Linked DNA regions of Mus musculus: all the other regions are linked to region 2. The links are chromatin loops, found by intact Hi-C in ENCODE. Cell type or tissue: left cerebral cortex. All regions are shown on one strand.

Region 1 (5,000 bases), 88 kb before region 2:
CCTCTCATCATTTCTGAAAATTGCATGTGATCTCAAGATAAAACTTTTTACAGGCTTTCTCTGTGTAGTCCTGACTGTCCTGGAACTCACAGAGATCTGCCTGCCTACCTGGCCTTCAAAATAAAACTTTGACGAAGCATTGTAATTTAGAGGCTGGAGAGATGTTCCAGGGATTAAGAACACTGGCCTTCCAGAGGTCCTGCATTCAGTTCCCAACACCTGCAGGGTAGCTCACAATCATCTATAACTTCTTTTCCAGGAGATGCAATGTCCTCTTCTGGCCTCCATGGGCATCAAGAACACACATGGAACACAGGCATAAAGCAGGCAAAATACCCATACACATAAAATACAATAAATTGTAATTTTACAATAAATTTTAATTTAAAATACATGCAGACATATGAAAATAAGGAAGGAGCATAAACACTCCAATAGGGAAAGAGTATAGGCATGGGGCTAGTGAGCTACCACAATAGGTAGGGAATAGGTAAGGATGCCTGCCACAGTAGGTAGGGAGTAGGTAAGGACGCCTGCCACAGTAGGTAAGGACGCCTGCCACAGTAGGTAGGGAGTAGGTAAGGACGCCTGCCACCAGGACTGATGACCTAAGTTTGATTCCTAGGAACCATTCAACAGAAAATGAGAACAAACTCCAAGTTGTCCTCTGACCACCCACAAATGCTATGGCACATGCTCACACACACAAGGACGGACGGATGGATGGACAGATGGAGGGACAGACTGATGGGGGTGGGATAGTTTTATATGGACAGCAAACATTTAGGAGTGGTTTGCCTTTGGTTTTAACTTTATGTTCTCTGCAAGGTTTTTATTACATTTCTGCGATTTTTCTCTTCCTGGAAAGCATTCTTCTTCAAGTACACAGAATTTTACAGGGAAAGAAAACCACAAGCATATAAGCACACAGACCTGGATTCAAAGCTAACCCCAACACTAATTTACGGCATCTCTCTTTGGGCACACCACCACCTCAAGAAGTTCGAGTTTCTAATACTGTGAAAATGGAATAACACTGGCCTTGAAGAGCTGTCCTGAGGAGTCAATGAGATCACATCAAACACTGAGCCAATCACAGTCGGTGCCTATTTTATCTGAGATCTCAGCACCTTCGAGAAACATGTCTTACTTATCCTAGGAAGAGTGAGATACACCCTTCTGGGATGCCAGCTCACACTAACCTCTAATTCTGTTATAATCTTATGGAATTGTATTTAAATTCTGGTGGCATTTTGTTGTTGTTTGCTTTCTTGGTTATTTGCATTCCGCATTAGATTAAAAGCATCTATTTACAAAGATTTTTATTTTGTTCCTTGGGGAAATTACTCATTTAACAATTCTTTATCAAAATTTTCTTGGTTAGAAAGCTGAAAAGTCTGATGGAGAAAAACCACAGTGGAACTAACCACTAACACAACTGTAGCTCAACATCCCTCCTTCTTACCACTCACAGCTATACTTTTAATATTTTTCAGTCTCTAACTGGCTCACTGAAGAACATCCAACAATCCAATTAACATACAATGCATTCTGGTTACAGAATCAAACTACAAATGTTGAAAAAGAAAGATGAGTACCACAAATGAAATTATCTTTAATATCCACAGGAAAGCCGTTATCAATCAACGAATACATTCACAAAAGCAAAATCATCAACAACAAATCCACTAACCACCCCACAAAACAACCAAAACAAAACCCCAGCATTTTCCGAAAAGGGCTACAAAATATAAGGTTACAAAAACTCTGTGGAAAAAAAAATATACATACAGATTAATAGTGAACTTACTCTTAATTCTTAAAAATGAGCCATGGCTGCATTTAGACTTTATAAAAGAGAGCAATCATTCATAATCTTTTAGGTTGAGTTTCAGGATAAGACCCACTAGACAAACCTCTACTCCCCGTCTTGGTGTGGAGTGATCCCTATTCAAATGCCCTTCCTTTGGGTGGAATTTCTTCAGAATCAATTATCCTACGTTAAGGAAATATGTTTACATTATCATTGTTACTTATATCAGACACTGAACAAATACCTATTTGACTACCAGAAGACCAATATTTAAGGGTACTTTGTCCTACTCCTTGGTAAGAAACTAACCAACCTATTTGGCTAGAAGTCTTGGTTATTCTTCTGGACCCCATGGACGAACCAAGGATGATGGGAGACGGCGTTACAAACATTTGCCAATGCACACCGTTCCACGAAGCAGCAATAACCCCTTTCTAACATTATCTTAGGAATCCGAAATGTACCTAGAAAACACTTTTTGTTTTTGTTTTGCGATGAGGGCGGGAAAGTGAAGATACAGATTAAAATACTCCCTGATCTTAAATTCAGTAATTCGGGAGAACATACTCTTAATGAATTCATGGGGATGGTGCCAACAGGCTCGCTCTAACCTAAGGTTCTTGGCCTATTCACCGGATACCTGGACGTCTTTGTTTATCAGCGTAAGGAACTGAGAAGGCAAACCTTATTCTAAACTGGTCCGGAGTACTGCTTTGGGAAAAACAATAACAAAAACAAACAAACAAAAAAAAAAACCCTTTTCCTTTCTTCTTGGTGGACAGACTGGAGATCTTCCTGGTTGGAGAGATCGGCCCAGTTCGGCCCAAACTCCGCTGTTTTGTTTTCCAATCTCACAAGCAAACCAAGAGTCCCACAGACCTTGAGGCTGAGGCGATGCCAAGGCCGGCCCCGCTGGGAAGCGCCCCTTCGCCCGGGTCCCGTCTGCGCGGGCCCGCCCTCCTCCGCCGGGGACAGGGGCGCGGCCGCTTCTCAGTCCCCCGCCCCCACTCCTTCCCCGCGGGCTCCGGCTCTCCAGAGGGGCCCAGAGGAGCCCAGAAGGACCGCGGTACCTGCAGGTTGGTGTTCGTGGACGCCATGGTGGAGATCCGAGGGGTCCCCTACTACAGACAAGGCCCGCAGCAGCGCCGTCGAGTCGCGCCCGGGTCACCACCGCAAACCGTGCGGAGGCTGGCGGCTCTGAGACCCCCCCAGCGGCAGCCCCAGCTCCGGAGCCGTAAATCCAGCAGGAACTCCAGCAGCCACCCGACCCTCCGCACAAAACTTCCGTAATTTCGAGCCCCTTAGGGCTCTGGTCCCGCCTCTGGCCCGGGCACTTCCGCTTCGTCATCCGCACACGCGCTAACCAGTCACCCAGGATGCGTTTCGCCACAAATGAACTCTCGCGAAATGAGAACAGGAAGCCGAGATGCGGAAGTCAGCCTAAAGGCATGTGGGGGATTCTGGAGTGAAGTCTGGTGCTGGAGAGGGACGTCAGTTGTTAAAACATAAAAGTGTGACAAAAGTGTGTAGCTCAGCTAATGTATCGGACATTAACATTTTAGTTTTAGTAAGCAATAGTACAGTCATTTCAGATGCTATTAAGAGAAAGCTGGATGACAAGTACGTTGGAATTCGAAAATTCTTTTTGCAACTCTTGTGCAAGCGTTTCAAACTAAGGTTTTCTTTTCGAAATTATTGCTATCTGCTCCTTATATTCCAGCACAATAAAATACCTATTGTGTATATAAAATGGTAAAATGTAAATGGAGCCTTCACCCCTACTGTCTAGTGTTTACGGTACTGGGAGGTACTTTGCACAGAACCAGAGGAGAAAGGTAACCATCACCCAGCTACAAACCGTGGGACCTACAGTGGTGAGCTGCTTGCAGATAGGCTGGCTCAATACTGGCACAAATGTAAGAATAGCCAGCCACTCTCTGGTTGGATATAAGACCCAGCTATGGGATGGAACAAAACTGCTTGGGTAGCCATGAACTTTAGACTGGATAATCATGGTCTTAGGAGAAAACCACATACTGTTGTTCTGATTAAAAAAAAACACACACAGCAATAAAAATGACTCCCAACAACATTCTGCTACACCCATAGATCAGTGATTCACTCTCCAATCATCAAAGGAGTTTCCTCTTGTAGTATATGGGAACTAACCAGAGACCCGGAACTGAACAGTCAGTGTTCAGTGAGAGACCTAATGGGCTATCTTCATCCCTCCACCCCAGAGCAAAGAAATCTAGAAGAGGAGGAAAGACTAAGAGCCAGAGGAGTTTGGAGGACTCCAAGGAAGCAGAGTCACAAAAGGACTGAAGAGCAGAGTTCAAGTCAGATGGGGTCCCAGCACCGAAAGGGGGAAGTGGATGAGCGCTCCCACCCTAACCAAGAAACTATCTGCAATGACACTCACTTGCAAAGGAAAAATTAATTTTCTCCAATGAAACCTTAACGGGTATATAAACCACGCTTAAGGACAGGTCCTAGGCCGACACAAACAAACTCAAAGGTATTTTTGTAGACTTTTTGTCTCATACTTTGAACATTCTTTTCTACCTTGTCTTTTTCCTGTATGTTGTAGTTTCTAATTTTGTGCTTTAATGTAATTTTTGTGTGCATGTGTTTCTTTGGGTTCTTTTTCTTCCTGTTTGCTTTCTAAAGAGAGAGAAAGCAGAACATGAAGGTGGATGGGTGGGAATGTGGAAGGGACCTGGGAGGAGTTGGGGAATGAGAAATCATAATCAGGATATATCATATGGAAAAACTTTTCAATAAAAATAAGATGGAAATGGAATTCTTTATGTGCATAAAGGTTTACAAAATACTTGTGTACATATTTTATCTTACTGAATTCTATGAGAAATGTGTCTGATTTTTATAACTGAAGCTAATTGGGTGATCAAGAAAGCCCATTGCACAGCTGGGTGGTAAACTTAGGTCACTTATCTCCAAGGGCAATCTCATCTGAGAACTGAGGCAAACAACCAGAGGCTGAATGAACCCTGACTCTGGAGTGGAGGCTCAGTTCCGATCACATGAACAAGGATGCCCTAGAGAAGTGTCATCTGAACAGAATCTCAAAGTCTTAAATTGATTTCCACAGACCAGGACATTTCAGACAGCAGTCAAAGCAAGAATAAATGCACAAAGGAAAGCCATCCAACGTGTTTATGGGAGG
Region 2 (5,000 bases):
GAACTTGTCTGTAGTCGCAGAGCTCTGTAAACTTTGTATCCAGACAATCACTTTCTATACAATAAATTGTAAATGTTGCTGAATCAGGAAGCAGTCCACATTTGTCATATGTAACCTTCACACTAACAGACACCCCTTTTCCTAATTCTTCCTTGTTTTCCTTTGTCAAAGAAAACAGCGAATACTTGTTGGGAAAGGGAATCACTTTAGAAAATATGTGCTCTTCATTTGTCAAAGCATTCAGAGCTATGGATAAAAATGCAGTCTTCAAGGGAGGAACTTCTATAGGGATGATGTGGGGGACATTATTCTCAGGGCTCTGCATTACTGAGATAAAGAATGTTCTAGAGATCTCCACTTCCTTCAACTCTTAAGAACAAGAGTATAGGGTTCACCAAGTACCTTTTTAAAGTGAATTTGTGTACATGTCACAATACTGTAGGTCTAGAAGTCTCCATGTTAAACCTTAAGAAACAGTTTTCTTCAATATCCTAATTGGAGATTATAGAAAGATGACATGTTGTAAATACTATATATCATGGAACTCCACAAATAGCATATGGACTATCACCCTATCAACCAATACCTTAATATTTGTTCCATAAATATAGACTATTCACACAAAACAAGTACATAAAGATAGTTCATAAGTGATCAATTTTTTCCCTGAAAAATGAGTATGTTATCAGCTCATGGAAACACTTTGAAGAACATTCTAGATCTTGGAGTGTTGGATAAAGAATTCTGGGCCTATTTTAGCTGAAGACTAAGACCCTAAGGGAAAGCTCAGCTTTTACAAAAGTTGGCTTTCATTTTTCCTAGATCTCCCATGTGGTCATTTGGGCAATGTTGTTGCTGGCAGGCTTCTAACCAGATCACAAGGTCCCTGACATCTCCAGCGCCAGCAACTTAAAATCTACAGGAAGTCTCGTGATGCTAAGAGTTTTGTGGCCATTAAAGGAACTTTCCTTTTTTGTCTAATGCGGCAGTGGAGAAAGAGAAGGGATCTCAAACCTTCAGAAAATACAAGCAACACTATTTAGGTACACATAGTTCTTTGGCATATATTTTCTCAGTTTACAAACCTAACGACTTCAGATAACAGTGTGTAGTCTACATAAATAATTTATAAAATGGTTCTGGTAAGTCAGTTATGTTGCAACCTAATTTTAAAGTTGCCACCAAAAGGAAGTATTTGCTGCAGTTTTTCTTATGTGTCTTTCCTTACCCAATTTCTTGCCATTTATTGTAAATAGGGTTTTTTTTTCCTCCAAAGGTTCAATGGTGACTTCTTTTCTGTGCTATTGATAATAAAATATTATTGAATTATGTGCCTTGTTCTTGCTCTATTGGCTTAGAATTACTATCTTGAAATAGAACCAAGACACCTATTTATTAGAAGCATTTATATGTGTAAATCCCTTCTAGGTTAATGTGGAGTAAAAAGAATACAAACGAGTCATGTCCTTGCTGTTCTCCCTTCTCCCTGGCCATTGGTTCTTGCACTCTGAGTAATCGAACAAAGAGAAGGCCAGATTGTGTCAGAATCATTCAAGCCCTTCCAAGTTGAAACCACAGCCACTCAAGAGGACATGCAGTTCCTCTCCAGTTCTTTTCTCTTTGGGTTCTTCCTCAGAATGGAACTTTACTACGATCCATACGTTTGTGGTGTTTTCCTTAGTTTGTGCATTTTCCTTTAGTGACACGTTCATTTCTTTTTAATTACTTTTAACATCCTCCAATGTGTTTTCTTTTTGTTTTGTAAAAGGAAAACGGTCACTTGTACAAGCTCCCCACTCTTGCTCATTTCCTCCTTCCAACTTATAAATAAAATATGGGCTAATTCTGGGAAAGGCACGTGAGTGTGGAGAGGAGGGAAGAGCCTGGTGCCTCCTGGCCAAGGGCTCAGGGAGCTTCAGGTGGGTGGGTCCCAGAACTTGGAAAGCACTGACAGTTTTGGTCAGTGTCTCCCTGGGATAGGCTACATTGGTGGTTTCCATTCATAGACAACGTCTGCCCTCTAGGGGATATTTTTCTTATTACTACTGAGAGAGCATCTCTTGGTCTGGTTAATACCTGCATGGGAAAAGACCCCTCCTCCCTGAATAGTGTTATCCAGTACACTATACCTAGAGTGACTTAGGAGATATCAGCATGGCACTTGCTAAAAGACAGATCCAGAAAGAGCATCCCGGAAGCAGAGGAAGAAGAATGGTTTGGAACTGCACTAGAGGATGAAGGAAGGATGTCTTCTTTCTGTCAGCTGTAATGAGACCTAAATTTTGTTTGATTGCTTATTTTTGGCAGAGCCTGCTTAGAGGACCTATCTGGTTGGGACATGGGTTCCAGTTGGATTAGATGGTCTTTAGAGTCCCAAGAGGACACTGTGCACATGAGCTAACATTTGGCTCCTCTCATCCTGATAGCATACCACAGTGGCTCCAATCCAACAAGGCCTTCTACCTCTTCTTTTCTCCACACTCTTTGTATTTGGAGTGGAACAGAAGGATATGTGTGGTGGGAAAAAGTAGGAAAGAAGCCCACTCCTACCACCTTTTCCTGTGAGTCGTGGGTCTCTGGCAGACCTAACTATGGAGGATAGGGAAATTTTCTATCAGAAAGGACCCAATTCTGACTTAGGTTTCTAAGCTTGTTCATTTCTAGAAACGTCCATATGACATATGGCAGTGGCTGGGGAACATCACACACAAGCTGAGAGGTCAGTCTTTGCCATGACTAGTAGGTCTTTTTTTCTTTTGAATTTTAATTTTGTTATATTGAATTTTACAATCTAAATCAAACTTGGGGAAAACACACCACTTTTCTGCTTGTTTTAATGACTGTACACATGCATCATTTCACTTAAATATCCCCAAAGTCTCCTACTTCCAAGTTTTTTCTCCAGTTAATACTTAAAACCAACTGGACTTTCTCGGGGAGGTGCAATTTATTAATTTCTTTTTTTCCTGCCAACTATGGTTGGGGCAAACTTTTCATCTTTTGATTATGAACACCACATGTGTCAGGTCCCTATCCTTCCTCTCACTTCTTCTGTTGGCCCTACTTGTGGCTTTGAAGGTGTGCTAGCAAGGAAGCTAAGGGTTCATTTATTTGTTAGGATTGTATGTAAGGCGAGGGCTGGCCATGGAGTAGCAGGAGGAGGTCCTCACAGTCTAAAGTGAGTCATATGTGATATCATGGGTGCTATCTCCACTACTGAACTTCCATCTCCATTGTCAAATGCCCAGTCTGCTTGTAGTCATAATATAGACAGGAGAGAATTTGCAAAGGACAGATACTAATGATCACAAAACTGCATTTGGACACTTATCGTCACAAGCTCTAAGTTTGCTTTTTGAAAGTATTTGTCATGACTGTATCAAGCAGTGCTTTTTGAGGGGCTCTGCTGGTTATGTCATTTTGGGCTAAGTAGGATGGGCATTAAGAGCTATTAGTTTCTGTCTTCAGGGGAATGATAATTTAACCAGATAATCTACATTAAGGATGACCTCCAATAATACCAAGTCTAACATTTGCCACCTATTCATGCCAATCAAAACACTGGAAATTGCCAGTGGCAGTGTAACATTAAGCAGTCTTACACTGGGACTCCACAAGAATTGGATACATCAACAAGCATTTGTTTTATGTAAGACCCCAAAACGCCAGGAATATATTATAGATTCTCATGGAAGAAGTTGAGGCTCTTATAGCTTGCAGCAACACAACTGCTTTCTGACTACCCGTCCTTTCACAAAACAACAGCACCCACTGTTTGTTCTATCTAAACATTCTTTTGAAAAATACACATGCAGAAGAAGATGTCTATACAGCTGAAGGAGGTTTCCCTACTGTCTGTATCTATGTTCCTCATCAGGAGTCTCAGAAACTCTTCTAGGCTTGCCTCTTCTGTTTCATGACACTCCTCTTCAAGATAAGCTGATATCCACCACCATCAACAGAGACATCATCTGTCCTGTTTTTGTAATTTGCATACATGAAGGCATGATGTGTTCTCTTTCTAGTTGGCTGTACAAACACCTTCAATATTGTTGTGTGCAGTTCTGGATCATTTTTCCAATTTCCAATTTTCATTATCATTATTAGGTTATTATTTATAGACACTGCTTTTTGCAACTGTGGTATCTACTGTCACTATTCATCATGCCTGGAGAAGTTAGGCTCTTTGCTATGAATGATGTACTATTATAAGTCAGCTTTCAGAATAGTACTCTGACAACATGCAGGAGATAAAGAGAACTGAAATAAATTTTACCACCAGGATTAAAACTCCAGGGTTCTCAGTCCACAGGTTATACTTGTTAAGAGTTATTGAAAGCTTGTCTAAAAAATTAGTAGGTCTTCAGGAAAAAGACACTGCCGTACAAAACAGGATTCCATGGTTGAAGCCTTTCGAGAGCTTATGCTAAATAAAGTTGGGCACTATTGAGAAGGTTGTGTGTTTTTGAACCTCTGGGAAATCGATGGCACTTCCTTCCTTCCTTCCTTCCTTCCTTCCTTCCTTCCTTCCTTCCTTCCTTCCTTCCTTCCTTCCTTCCTTCCTTCCTTCCGTCTTTCTTTCTTTCTTTCTTTCTTTCTTTCTTTCTTTCTTTCTTTCTTTCTTTCTTTCTTTCTTTCTCTCTCTCTTCTCTCCCCCTCCCTTCCTCCCTTTCTCTCTTTCTTCCTTTCTTTTTTTAACAGTGGAATACTTTGTCATTGCTGTACAAATATATTTAGAAACAGAGAGACTCCTTTGAGTCTCAACAGTTTCCTGGTCTTTAGGGAAAAAAAAAAGGTACCATTTCTGGGATGGCTTTCATGTGACAGCTTTACACACAGATCCACAGAAGGAGACTCCACATATAATGTTCCCCCCAAGTCAGCAGAACCCCAGCTAATGGGGGAACTCTGTGGGGTATTCCACACTTTGTTATCCCTCCTCCTTTTCTAATGGAAGATAAAATAATATAGAGACATCTTCAAAATTTACACCTGAGTTA
Region 3 (5,000 bases), 120 kb before region 2:
CAAATACCATTTAAACGATACTGTCTCTTTAAGCGCAGCATACAGGCCCTACTAAGGGCACCAGCAACTTTCCTGCTGCTAGGAGCACTACTCTCAGTCATCCAGAAGGAGGGACACTGAACAATCATCTACTGGATGAGAAGACCAGCAAAGCTTTGCTGCTGTGATCAGACACCACAGCACCAGCGTATGTGAACTGCTCTAAAAACAAAGAGCTTGGCTCACTCTCCTGATCCCAGATCACAACTAAATCACATTTTACTCTTCAGATATTAAAAAAGGCAGATAGGGACACCATATGAATAAGCCATGCTATGTTGTTTATACCAGTAAACATACATACATGCATAGCGGTAATTATTTTTTATTGTATTAAAGCAGGATCCTGGGAGGGCTGGGAAGTGAGTGTTTTGGAGTGCATTATGTAAAGTTCCCAAAGAATCAATAAAAATATGTTGGGAAAAAGAATGCGTCTATTGAAACAGCCCTAACCTCCTCTGTGAAAGAGCCGGGGACTGGGGACACAAGAACAAGTACCAAGGGTAGTTGTGAGTACCTTGTAGTTGTCGAATTAGTTTTCATTCTGACTTTGGCTCTCCTCCCTTGCCCCACAGCTGAGCTATACAAGCACAAGTTGATTCAGCGTTGTGTATGTAGGTGCACCTGTGCAGAGGCTGGCAGTGTCTGGCATTTCAGTCACCCTGCACCTTAATTTTTGCGACAAGGCTTCTCCCTGAACCTGAAGATCATTCGTGCGTCTAGGCAAACTATCCAGTGAGCTCCAGGGATCCACAGGTTGTGGCCCCAGTGCTGAAGTTAGAGGCATAGGCCCAGTGAGCATGTGGGTGCTAGGGACCCTAACTCAGGGCATGATGCACGGCAAGCACTTTACCAACTGAGCCATTTCCTCAGCCGGCAAGTTCAACTGCTTTAGTCACGATTTTGTGGATGTAAAACTTTAGCAACTTGGCATGATTGTAAACTTTGGCTTTTTCTAATAACTCTTTCCACATCATGCATAGCAGCAGCTGGGAATAAATCAGTAATTTTACAAAAGACAAATTAATGGAAACACATGTTGTCATCCAGAAATTCTTGTTTGGGATAAATCATACTAAGATAACCACTCTATCCTGTAACAACGCAGTGGGGACTTACTTGGATGCACTCATGTAAGTCACCTAAGGGCACCAAGGAGATTCGTGCTGCCGGTTTGGATACTAGCTGTCCTTATTCGCAACTCCTCGCCTCACTGTGCCTCGGGTTTTGGGTCTATATAGGACACCGAGGAGAAATGCCAGAGTTGAGGCTCTGAGCTGTGGGGGCGGGGTGGAGGCATAGCCAAGCCTGCACATAGGAACGTGCGAGCTTCCGGACTTTAACAAACCAAACCACTCATATCTCCTTCCATCTTAAGCTTCTAATCAAGCTGGTTAGCTCTTCCTTCTGACGCCAGAAAGGACTGCACTTGAGCAGTACTCAGCAGACCCTGGCTGAGTTCAGAGACAAGCCTGCTGGCCAAACCTGCCAGGCCACCCCTCAGGTGTATCACTTCCTAGAAGCCTCTGGGGGCTCTTTGTCACTTGCACACGACACCCTACAGTCTCAGCTGCCTGGGCCAGCCCCAGAGGCCCAGACCCCCTCCTTGCTGTGGGCTCCTTAGGATTCCCTGGCTGTGGCTACTCCCATCCGGGTTTGCGCCCTTATCCTGCTAGTCACCGACTGCCGTGTCCTTGGCAAAGTTTCTCAGTCTCTCTGTTGACTCATTGGGGAAACTGAAGATCCAAACAGTGGCAGACAGGGATGCTCCGGGGATCAGCGAGCAGCAGAGCCCCTGAGTCCTGGAAACTAGGCTGGCGCCTTCTCCACGACACTGCCCTGTAGCCCGGCGCCTTGGAGGGCGGGTTCCTGAGGTCCGACAGGGCAGGGCAATGCCGGGGCTAAGGCAGTAGGTAACCCGCCCCACTCAACCGTTCCTTTCCGGGACCGTGGTCTCGTTGGCCCAAGCCGGCCAAGCAGTCCTGGGCAAGCTCAGCAACAGGAGGCCACTCACCACTACGTGCGCGCCGGGCAGCGCGAGGGGCTTGGGACTGATGAGCGGCGACACCATGTAGAGGAGCAGCACGAAGGCCACGAGGCCGGCAGCGGCCAACAGCAACATCTCTGCCGAGCGACTACTGGGAGATCACATGCACCAGCAGCCGGGAGTGTTTGGGTTTGCGAGCGAGGGCGGGACGGCGGCGAAGGGAAGAGGAGGAGCCTGGGCGGGGCGGTCTCCGCTGTCGGACTAGCTCCTGGGCCCGCGCCCCCTTCAGCTTCAGGCTGCGGCTGCGCAGGCTGTGCGTGCGTAGGCTCCGGGTACTTGGCCTCCCCGTTGGCCCGCCCGCCAACGTCGTGGGAGGCTTGCAAACGGTGGCTTTTGGATCCACGGATTTTGTTCTGTGCCTAAGTCCTGGTATTCTTCTTTGAAATCACAGATTCCAGTTCGTGTATTTATGGCTCACTCAGAAAATGGTCACCGCTCCCTTTCGCTTTGAGCGTTGACTTGGATTTCTGATAATTGAATTTCGCTGAAAACTGTACATACATCCTGTAACCAAAGCAGATGCAAACGCGGAGGCGCGGGGAGCCACCGTTGTAGAGATTTAATTCCAACATCTGGTCCACCGACTTAAAATAGTTTTAGTTTAGTGTCTAAACTATCGCCACAGTCTTTTGTCGCCCTACACAGCAACCCTATAGTCATTAACAGTCACAGTTCAGTTTCTCTCTCTCTCTCTCTGTATAGCCCTGGCTGTCCTGGAACTCACTTTGTAGACCAGGCTGGCCACGAACTCAGAAATCCACCTGCCTCTGCCTCCCGAGTGCTGGGATTAAACGCGTGCACCACAACGCCCAGCTCATTTTCTCTTAAATGGTGCAGTTATAGGCAATCACAAAGCTCTCTGGACTTGTCTATTCATACAAGTGGAGTTCTAATAATATGCCCTCTGCAGTGCCTAGCTTCTTTGACTTAGCATACTAAGATTCTTCCATACTGTACCTATCAGTATTTAATTTCTTTTTATTGTTGATAATATCCTAGTGTAGGCTAGATTATTTTTTCACTCATCACTTTTTGATCAAAACAATAACAAAAGAAAAAAAAAGCTACTGGATCCAAAAGGAAGGAAGGTCTTTTGCTAGAAAGCTTTAAGTCCTGTGCTAGATCCCTCTGGCCCCACAAGGTAGGTTGTCCTCTGACCTCTACTAGTATGTCTTGGCGTTCACCATCACACTCACTGAATACATTTTTGGTAAGGTCATGTATGGCCAGCCTCCTTTAAACAAAGCCATTCCTATTAAACCTCCCCAAAGCAAAGAAAGAACTTACTTTCTGGATTAGGATGATATAAAGCTAACATCTAGCCTTTGGCCAAAGCTCATTTGAGCAAAACAAACCTCCAACACTTGGAGGGTTCACTGGGTAGCCAGAGATTTTAAACTCTATTTCTCAATATAGCTGGCTATCCATATTGTATTATAATCGTAACAAAGAACAACCTGTGCTATTGTGTCACAGTAAGGTATTAAATCCCAAATCTATGTACTTTCACATATAAGCTTTTGAGTGTGCATGCTTTGGCTCTCTCATCGCTGGCCCTCAAGCCACTCTGCAACAGCATTTGAAGGGCTCTGCCAGACCATTTTCTTAAGTAGTAGCATAACTTTTCACTCAGCTAGGTCAACTCCAGACTTTCAAACCCTCTACTCCAAAACTCTTTTCCTCAGGATTATTAAAACCTTTCCATAGTGGGTTTTGTTTTTTTGGTAAATATTTTTCCTTTTTTTTTTTTTTATTTAAAGAAATGTAGTTGTGGTTACAAACAGCAAAAGGAATTAATCTTTTTCTTTTATTGATCTGTGCCCAGTGTTAGTTCATAGATGTGAGGGAACAATTCCCAGGACCTGTAAAACTAGGTGGAAGTTGAAGGGCTCCCAACCCCTCTGGTTGAAGGGAAGTTTGTTGGATGGACTCGTAGTGCTCCAGAAAAGCTGTCACACTCCTGATTATGTTTATCACAGGGAAGGAAACAGATCAGTACACCAAGAAACAGTGCCCAGGGCAGGTGGGAGGGCTCAAACACAAAGCTACTGTTGTAGCCTCCCATAGACTTGGTGTGCTGCTTTTAAAGCCCCTCTTGAAGTGTCATTCTTTGAGACGTGGAGTCCAAGGGGGATCTATGAGCCTAAAGTGGTATCATTCCGACAGGTCATGTGATGATGAACTGGACTGTATAGAGCTGGAATTTAGCATTGAGACCCAGTCTTTTGACTCTTTTTTTTTCTTTCTTTTTTCTTTTTTAATTGCTGTTCTTTTTCAGAGAGAAGCTCTCATGAGCTCTGGCAGGCCTGATAAATGGCAATGTGCTTAGTGTTGCAGCCAAGGAAACTCACCTGCATTCCATGTCCAGAATTTTGATTGTGATCTAAGTATATAGCCTTGACTGAAAGAAGTCAATATAGTGGGAGTCCTAAATAACTTTGCTCATCTTGCAGGCATCATCAGCCCCACCCTAAAGTCCTGTTTGGCCAGCCTCCCTTAAACAAAGATATCCCTATTAAGCCTCCCAAAAACAAAGAAAGAACTTACTTCTTGGATAAGAATGAATTCTGATAAGTAGATAACATCTAGCCTTTGGGCAAAGCTCACTTCAGTAAAACAAACCTCTAATACTTGAAGGGTCCACAGGGAAGCCAGAGGCTTTTAACGCTATTTCTCTATATTTGGCTATCTGTAGAGTAAATCTCACCAAAGAACACCTTGTGATATTGTGTCCCAGTAAGGTACTGTGGTGTACACATAAACCCCAGCACTTGAGAGGCGAAGAGGGGAGGATCAGTCATTAAGGTTATTCTCTGCTATACCTTAAGTCCAAGATAGCCTAGGCTACATGGTACCCTGTCTCAAAAAGTGTCAAAAGATACTGATCATTACCAAGTTCCTGCTATATCCAGTT

What was found. Hi-C counts contacts between places; a loop is a spot of excess contacts. Peaks named below come from ENCODE experiments on the same cell type or tissue, not always from the same donor. Only the 100,000 strongest peaks of a DNase experiment are listed, where the experiment ranks them.
Region 1: it touches region 2 in a loop (6-fold over the local background); 3 of 42 quality-filtered maps call a loop at or near these places.
Region 3: a loop joins it to region 2, with 2.5 times the contacts of the local background. A loop is called at or near these places in 5 of 42 quality-filtered maps.

What each region holds. Positions count from the first base shown.
Region 1 is chr1:106,793,538-106,798,537 of GRCm38, forward strand. It overlaps Vps4b (vacuolar protein sorting 4B), which reads right to left and starts at 3,188. Exons shown (of 11, transcript NM_009190.2): 1 at 2,884-3,188. The coding sequence starts at 2,910. In left cerebral cortex, no CTCF peak of the experiment used is centred here; DNase peaks (open chromatin) are centred at 2,747 and 3,184; H3K4me3 peaks cover 2,022 bases; H3K27ac peaks cover 723 bases.
Region 2 is chr1:106,882,020-106,887,019 of GRCm38, forward strand. Serpinb5 (serine (or cysteine) peptidase inhibitor, clade B, member 5) reads left to right here. Exons shown (of 7, transcript NM_009257.4): 7 at 1-1,329. It also overlaps the pseudogene Pou2f3-rs1. Among named protein-coding and RNA genes, the nearest start is that of Serpinb5, 23 kb to the left of the region's middle. In left cerebral cortex, a CTCF peak has its summit at 2,031; a DNase peak (open chromatin) is centred at 2,015.
Region 3 is chr1:106,757,491-106,762,490 of GRCm38, forward strand. Kdsr (3-ketodihydrosphingosine reductase) reads right to left here and starts at 2,252. Exons shown (of 10, transcript NM_027534.2): 1 at 2,054-2,252. The coding sequence starts at 2,161. In left cerebral cortex, a CTCF peak has its summit at 2,339; DNase peaks (open chromatin) are centred at 1,383, 1,767 and 2,320; H3K4me3 peaks cover 2,226 bases; H3K27ac peaks cover 1,375 bases.